2 separate regions of the Mus musculus genome follow, and region 1 is linked to region 2. Evidence: chromatin contacts called from ENCODE Hi-C or POLR2A ChIA-PET data. All regions are on one chromosome and are shown on one strand. The core of a region is the stretch at or near the end of the contact, and the rest is flanking DNA. Distances in the headings are between cores, read along the strand shown.

Evidence for each region. Hi-C counts contacts between places; a loop is a spot of excess contacts on that map. ChIA-PET counts read pairs that join two places held with the same protein, here RNA polymerase II (POLR2A).
Region 1: a map of heart shows a loop between it and region 2 (4-fold over the local background). The contact joins the promoter of H1f0 here to the enhancer-like site in region 2. A Hi-C loop is called at or near these places in 10 of 37 maps with a recorded cell type or tissue (adrenal gland, gastrocnemius, heart and 2 more). POLR2A ChIA-PET finds 5 or more read pairs at or near these places in 4 of 5 experiments (Patski and embryonic stem cell).

Annotation. Positions count from the first base shown.
Region 1 is chr15:79,025,396-79,029,570 of GRCm38, reverse strand. It overlaps H1f0 (H1.0 linker histone), which reads right to left and starts at 1,359. Exons shown (of 1, transcript NM_008197.3): 1 at 1-1,359. The coding sequence starts at 849. The coding sequence ends at 265. It overlaps Gm17753 (predicted gene, 17753), which reads left to right and starts at 3,617. Exons shown (of 2, transcript NR_155267.1): 1 at 3,617-4,075.
Region 2 is chr15:78,984,629-78,988,318 of GRCm38, reverse strand. It overlaps Triobp (TRIO and F-actin binding protein), which reads right to left. Exons shown (of 25, transcript NM_001039156.1): 13 at 371-427. Among named protein-coding and RNA genes, the nearest start is that of Mir6956, 16 kb to the left of the region's middle. Within about 2 kb of position 1,562, at least 2 of the 3 ENCODE cell types and tissues checked have a DNase peak (open chromatin) inside an H3K27ac peak, as active enhancers do; they include gastrocnemius and heart, where a contact is called at or near this core.

The DNA.
Region 1 (4,175 bases), core at 110-2,609, 41 kb before region 2:
CCCATCCCTAACCCCGTAAGAAGGTTAATATCAAATCAAGAAAAAAGTACGTCTCCATCATTACAAAGATGAGGTCTGTTTGCTGTCCTTGCACAATAGGTTAAGGAAAAAGGAGTCATTCCACAATGTCTGTATGAGGGATCCAAACTCTGTCCTCTTTAATAAAGTCAGAATAGAATGGGCAAAGGGTTGCAGATGGAATCAAGTGAGGAAATGTATTTACAGAAAACAGGAGGGAGGAAGGAGTGTCCCCAAGCAAAGTCTTCACTTCTTCTTGCTGGCCCTCTTGGCACTCGACTTGGCTTTGGGCTTCACGGTTTTGGCCTTCTTGGGTTTGGAGGCCTTGACTGGTTTGACTTTGACAACCTTGGGCTTTTTGGCTTTCTTGGGCGTGGCAGCCGGCTTCTTCTTGGCCTTCTTGACAGGGGTGGCTTTGGGTTTCTTGCTTGGGGCTTTGGAGGCAGCCTTCTTGGGCTTGGCTGCCTTCTTTGGAGTGGCCACTTTCTTGACTTCCTTCTTGGTCTTCTTGAAAGCCACCGACCTTTTGGGCTCATCGCCCTTGGCCAGCCTGAAGGACCCCGAGGCGCCCACCCCTTTGGTTTGCTTGAGAACACCGGTGGTCACTAGGCGCTTGATGGACAACTTGATCTGGGAGTCGGCGTTCTCACCCACCTTGTAGTGGCTCTTGATATACTTTTGGATGGACTGGCGCGAGGAGCCGGCACGGTTCTTCTCTGCCTGGATAGCAGCCACGATCATGTCTGAATACTTGGGGTGGTCCGTGGACTTCTTGGAAGCCTTGGCCCGTTTGGGCTTCGCCGCCGGGGCGGAGGTGGAGTTCTCGGTCATGGTGGCCGGCCTGCTCCCACTGTTCAAGGAGCCTTCCGATGGGCCAGCCCTCGCCGGAGGCTGTGCAGAACCTGACTCGCGATCTGCTCTCCCGCTCCACTAGCAGGCCAGACGCAAGTGCGGCTGCCGGGGACGCGGGCTACGCGTGGCTCCTGTCCTCCCGGCGCGGGTCGCGAGCTGCTCTGCGCTCCCAGCCCCCACCGTTCGGTCGCTCGCCCGGCGCCTGGCGCTGCCTCCGCCTCCACAGCCTCCCTTTTCCCAGCTCTGCGTCTGGCGCTCGGGCGGCGCATCCGGGTATTTAGCGGCGGCGGGCGGACCGCGGTGAGGACTGGGCTGCTGGCTGCCTGCTCCCGGCCCGGAATGGCGCCGCGCTGCCGCCATCTGTGTTTCTTCCGCCGAGCAAACTCGACCTTTCCCGGCGGCCCGGGCCTTCCCGCTGCCCGCCGTCTCTCGAGGTCTCTGCCCGGCTCCCTAGGCTTCCCTTCTGGGGACCCTGGCGCCCCGGCCGCCGCCCCCCGCGCCCGCCACGAGCCTCAAACGGCGCCGAGGAGCGCTGGGGCGCCGGCACATTTCCCCTTTGCGGGGGGCTGGCTCTGCGGAGCCGGGGAGCCCCGGGGCTTGAGACCCCCCGTCGGAAAGCTCCCCCCTGGGACTACCAGGAGCCCCACTCCCGGATGCCTGCGGGGTCCCCCAACCTGGCGGAGCGGCTCAGAAGCGGCCCCAACTAACACACGCGGCCCTGAGCTGGGCGACTCCCAGCCGGGCCGAGTCGGGACAAGGGGGGAGGGGTCGCCTCCCCAGGGTCCGGTCACCTCTCGGGGGTCACCCGACCACAGCTCCTCTGACACCCCTACCCCCTCTCTGCCTGCGAGGCCCTCAAGGAAACTTTCCCTGAAAGAGTTGGAAGGGCACTTTCAAACTTTGTCCCTTCCCCCTCTTGAGTCGCCTTCTCCCCTCGATGCACCCCCGGACCTCGGCGAGTTGATTGCTCTCTGAGCCCGAGCCCCCCAAAGCTTCCTGGGACCCCTGGAAGATGCGGACAAGCCTCCCGGGCGGCCTGCTCTCCTCAAAGACCCCCCACATCTCCCATGTATCTGAGTATGAGTTCATTTACATGCCTGCCTTGTTAGCTAGGGAGTTTTGGGGATGTAAGAAGCAGGACCACCACCCCCCAGGCCCACCCTAGGGGTGAAGGTCCCCTCTCCCACTGGCCTCTTCAAGGTGGGGTGTGGCTTGATGTGTGTGCAGTCTCTATCATAGGTGCTGTCCAATGGCTCTGATCAGACATCCTGGGGACCCTTAGGATGCGCAGAGGCTCCTTGTGCTTTTAGAGACTTGGAAAAATGGGGCGCAGCGGGAGAAGCCGAGGAGAGAGTTCTCCTTTCCCTGGTCGTGACTTAGGTGTAGGAGGTTTGCAGTCCACCAGGGAGCCGTGGTCCCGACCACCGCCATTTTGCTGGGAAGATGCCATGTCTTTGTTAAAATGTATCCATCTTTCCCGCCCTGCTTGGCAAAAATCCACCAAGTGAGCAAGGGGCGCCACCATCTGTAGTCCGACCTGGGGCTGTTGGGAGTCCTAGGCTCCGAGAGAGTTTAGAGGCTCCGAGATTTGCCGAAGAGACCCCCAGAGAGCCCAGAACCTCTTGTCTGCTGCAGACATCCTACTCACAATGTTAGGACCTCTTGGCAGCGGCTCCGTAGGGTTCTGGTGGTATTGCCTACCTGAGCTGGATCCCCGGACCCTGGTGTTTTTATTCCCTAGCAAAAAGGCACGAAAGTGTTTAATTAAACATTAACCTGGGAGTGGGGAATTGTAGCTGATCAAGATGAACTAACCTCTGCTAAGGCCTGGGGCTGTTTGTCACACCAGAAGGAGCAGCTTAGATGAGGGAGCTTTGAATTTGGGGGAGATGTGGGGAAAGGGTTACTGGGCTTGGGAGTCCCTGAGACCAGGCACACACACACACTATAGGTTAATCCAAATGATTGGAGGGGAAGGCCAGGTGCCTTCATTACTAGCTTATCTGGGTGAAGGGATTGCTGTTTGAGGCCAGGTTAGTTCAAAGGTCGAGGTTTTTAACTCTGGTGCTTTCAGTGACCCTGAAGTTTCCTAATTTGAAAACACATTCTAGTAGGTTTGTTTGGGATATTTTGAAAACAGATTCTCCTGGTTTCCACAAAGATTTTATGGAGAAGGTACCCAAATGCACCTCTGAGATACTACTGTACAATGCCCTCCCCCGCGAATACAAATGAAACGGATCACAGGATGTTGAAATTTCTTTTTCTCATAGTCCGTTACAGTTTGCAAGGAGCTCTACAGCAGTTCGATTCTTTGGCAGGGAGGGTATGAATTATGATCAGGACCCACATTTACCCGGAGGTCTTGGGGCTTGGAAGGAGAGGCGACAGCTCCGCACATTTAGTCTTGCAGCTCGACCATTTTTACCGCTCCCACAATCCTTTAACATCTATTACCCCCTACCCCCAAATCCCAAAACAGTCCATCTCCTGAAGACAGAATTGTGGCCCAGGACGCCTTGGGTTGGGACCAGCAGGGGCCATGCAGGAAAGTAGGGGAGGCACCCCCCGCTGAGACACAAGATTAAACAGCTCCACCTCCTTACCGTTCTGGCGGGGGGGGGGGGGGAGGGGGGGCAAGGGGAGAAACGGGGTTTTCTGGGAGATGCGGAGTTGGGTAAAATGAGAGGGTCTGTCAGCCCCTCCCCCCTGCTGGCATAGCCTAGTCTTACTTCCGGGACACTACAGAGCCAAGAGCCTGGGTGACTCCTGCCTGCCCACACAATTCCTCTCGCAGGTGGCTCTCTGTTGCCGGCTTCCATAGGCTAGCCCCCACTCCACCCCAGACTCTAGACCGGACCGCTCCAGATTTAGCAGTTGAGGCCCTTTAAAAGCCTCACAGCTGCCTCGCTGCGGGCAGCCTTCCTGGGAAATGTAGTCTCCTGAGTGAAGCTTCGCAGCTTCCCCGGGCTGTTTTGCTACTGGCCAAAAAGGGGCTTTGCTACCACCTTGGATTACTGTGACAGAGAAACGAAACCTTGTGTGAAAAACGTATCCATCGCATCAGAGTGGGAACCAGGATCTTATCCGGCTTACAATGCTCTTGACTGTAACATCTGCAAGGGACACACGGGAGCCCTGAAAGGCCTGGTGTCTCTACAGGGAGGATGACTCTTCAGCCACTGTCCTTTGCTTCTGTCTCCCGGTAAGACCCCTGGCTCATTCTGAGTTCAAGACTCCTATTGTGTTTAGTATGTGTCAGGCACTGAGTGTAAAGCCAGGAGCAGAAAAGAGATGCCTGCCTG
Region 2 (3,690 bases), core at 313-2,812:
TCTGTACTGTCTGGAAGTTGGTACAACTCAGGTACAACTCGGGAAGCCTTCACCCCAGACCCTCAGACTCCTGTCAAGCATTGTCATGAGGAAGGAGAGCCAAGATACTCCTGTCGAGAGCTAAAGATGGGATCTGGAGCGTGCATGGCAGGGAGGCTCCACCCTGTGCCTCACATGTTAAGACTCATGAGGAAGCCTAGAGCCAGCAACCTGTCCCTCCTAAGCATTCACTAAGCCTCTCCCTCGACCAGAAATTCAACTCCATTAGGGTTTTCACTGGCCCTCCCATCGGACCCCTTTACCCACCCCAAGAGCCTCTCCACGGAAGCCCTGCATCAGCCCGGCCAGTCCCTCCCCTCCAGTCTCCTACCTCTCCAGGCTCATCCAAGATTGACATCCATCCTTTCTTGAAGTTGAGCAGATCGGGCTACAGGAAGATGAGAAGGCAAATGGTCAGACTCAGTGTGAAAGCCGACGGGGCTGCTAGAAGGGAATGCGACAGTCATCCTGTCGTAGTCCTGGTGACACTGAGGTCCTGGGAGACCAACGGCGAGGGCAAAGGACCCAGAGAACTTAACTCTCCTCACCTACCCCCAAACCAAGCAGACTCCCCGCCACTGAGACAGCCTTAGACCTTTCCCCCAGCATCTCCCCCTCCCCAGGTGTCCAAGCTCCCCGGCCCTACCCAAGATGGGGAGAGGGAGAGACAAAAGGAACTTTTCCTATAAAGAGAGCCCCAGGGAATCCAGAGAGCAGCCTCGAGAAATAGCCTAGTCCTCTTCGGTAAGATCTAGGTGGGCCACGCGGAACACAACCCAATGTTCTGTCCAGGCCACCACTCCTACCCTTCCCTCATCTCCTAGAGACCCTGAAAGGTTGAGCCAGGCCAGGCTGAGGGCAGATATTCTAAGGCCTCTTCCCCTTACGTCTCCTTAGACAGGCCATAGCACCTCAATCCTGGCAAGCCCTACCTGGCGGGTCCTACCCAGAGATGCATAGCCCTGAAGTCTGGGAGGCCCCAGCTGTAGCATGTTCCACAGGGAGGCTGTGAGCTAGCTCTCTCTGCCCGGGCCTACATGTGGGGGATCATCCTGGCAGTTTCCCGACCCGCTCATCTGGTGGATATCATCCACCAGACCCTCTCTGACCACTGGGGCCCCTCTCCTATCTAGGTCTCTTATCCTTTAGTAGCCTCAGCTCCTGCTCGCTGGCAGGGAGAACAGGGCAGGCCAAACAGGCTGGCGGGGAGGAGGTGGCCACCTGTTGCCATGGCTCTGAGCCCACCTATCAGAGTGTGCATCGAGTGAGCCTCACCAGGCCAAGGTGTCTGGTTGCATGAAGAGAGTCAGTGGGACAGTGTAGCAGGGTGCAGGTGGCAGCTGGGAACCAGAGCCACCTGACCCAGCCACCTCTGTGGGCCTGCACTCCTTTAGAGAACCCCGATTTCCTCAGGCAGAGTCAGTGTGCTGAAAGCATACCCCAGCCAGTAGCCTAAACACCTAGAGCTATCCACAGCCAGAGTTGGGGCTCCCTCATCCTGTATACCTGTCTGAGGGAGAAGGTGGGCTGTGCTCCAAGCCCGGAAACCCTGAGGCTGTGATCGTCCTGTTTGCTTTCTCTTCTGTCAGACCGTCTCCCATCTGTGACAAGGCGACCCAGGATGATCCCTGGCTAAAACTGAAGGCTGTAACCACCCATATCTGGCTCCATTTCCCTTCATCTCGGACCTCCCACAAACACAGCCTCAGGACCTGGAGGAAAGGCCTAACCACAACAGGTATCAGGAGAGGCTGTGTAGGAAGAGGTTTTTTTAACCTCCTTTATAAACATTCCTGTGCTTTGGGGCAGATCCCCTGACCCCCACACTGACTCCAAACAGCCAAAAGCCGGCACCATGGGGCTAATCCGAAGGAGAAGGTCACCAGGCACAGTGACAGGGATGCAGAATGCTGCATACCAAGTATACATAATAGCAACAACCATCTCCCTTTGTGACATGTGTGGCCCCCTCCAGCTTCTGGATCATATGTGGCAGATGACCACGGGTTCTGCCCCAGCCTCAGTCTTCCAGAGGGATAGAATGTACCACAGTCTGGGCAGCCAGGTGACTCAAGACCAGTAACAACGAAGGCATGTCAGATCTGGTGTGACCTAGCTAGCAACTTGAGGGAAAGAAGACCAGCAGAGTGAGTGTCCCATCCTTCTGGGAGGGGAACCTAGGGGCAGGGTTAAAATATCTCACAAGAACCAGGGAGGTGGTTCAGCCAGCAAAGCATACTCCACACAAGCACGTGGACCCAAGCTACGACCCCCTAGCACCCATATCAAAAGCTGGATTCGATGGGACATGCCTATGATCCCAGTGCAGAAACGCAGACTCAGGAGCCATTCGGTTTGCTGTTGGCCAAACTAAACTGGAAAGCTAAAGATGCACAGAGAGATCCTGTCTTTAAAAATACAGTGAAGAGAAAGACATACCCAAAGCCAACCTCTAGCTTCCTCCAGAAGTGTGCATCCACAGACAGACAGACAGAAACACACACACTCGCATGCACTCAGGTACAATTGGAAAAACACGGACGAGCTGCATCCGGAGGGCCACCACCTCCGCAGCTCCTCAGGCTCAGAGGCCCATTCTCCACCAGCAAGCCCAGGATGAGGAACACCCTCTCCTCAACCAGTATCACAGGTCATGCCTGCCTGTCACCTCAGCCCTAGCTGCAGCCCCTTCTACGCCCGGACAACCAAGAGGACCCTTTCTGTGGGGTCATCAAAATCTCTCCTGCAAGTCTGCCTTTCGACACACGGTGCTCACAGATCCCCAACACACAAGGACACCTCCCTCTGAGTCCTTTACATCTGCCATGTCCTTAACATGAAATACCAGGCATCCTCCTCGGCTGACTAAGCCAAGTCCCTGCTCATGCGTCCAGACCTGCTTAACTGCATCTCTGAGGCTTCTTCTCAGAACTTACCCATTGGACCCTCTGCCTTGCCTGCTGCCCCTAGCCGAGGCCCCCTGCTGCCTTAAACACTTTCACTTTTTTTTTTCTTCCAGGTGGGCTGACTCCTTACAAGACAGAGGGTCAGAGTCCCCAGCAGTCCTAAAAGCACCAGGTACTTAGAAGACAGACAGTAGACAAGCAGAACAAGGATATAATTTGATGCCCAGCAGTGGCTGCAGAACGAGGCTCCTTAACACAGTTTGGCCAGGCTCAAGAGAAAGAGGCTCTGGATTCTAGGTCAACCGAGATCCACTGGCTCCCCGAAGGCCTTCTTACCCAGCCCAGCCCTGCGCCACTTGCTCTGTACAGAACACTACTCAGCTAGGAGCTGTGTGTGCATGCGTGCACACATGTGTGTGTGTATGTGTGTGTGTGTGTGTGTGAGAGAGAGAGAGAGAGAGAGAGAGACGGATGGCAGACATGAACAGAGTGTGAAGACTGGGAGGACCTGAAACAGGCCCAAGTCTGAATGGTACCCAGGAAAAGCCCAGTGCGCACCGTGAAGGGTGACCACAAGCCTCTTCCCTGCTTCAAGCCACTCAGGAGTACCCACAGCTCGTGGTCTGGTCCTTCCCCAGACACTAAGCTTTCAGCATCCATGATTTGCCCACTAGCCTTGATCTACATACACACCCCTTCCTCCACAACCCACCACCATCTGACCAAGTCCTGCGAGCAGAGGATA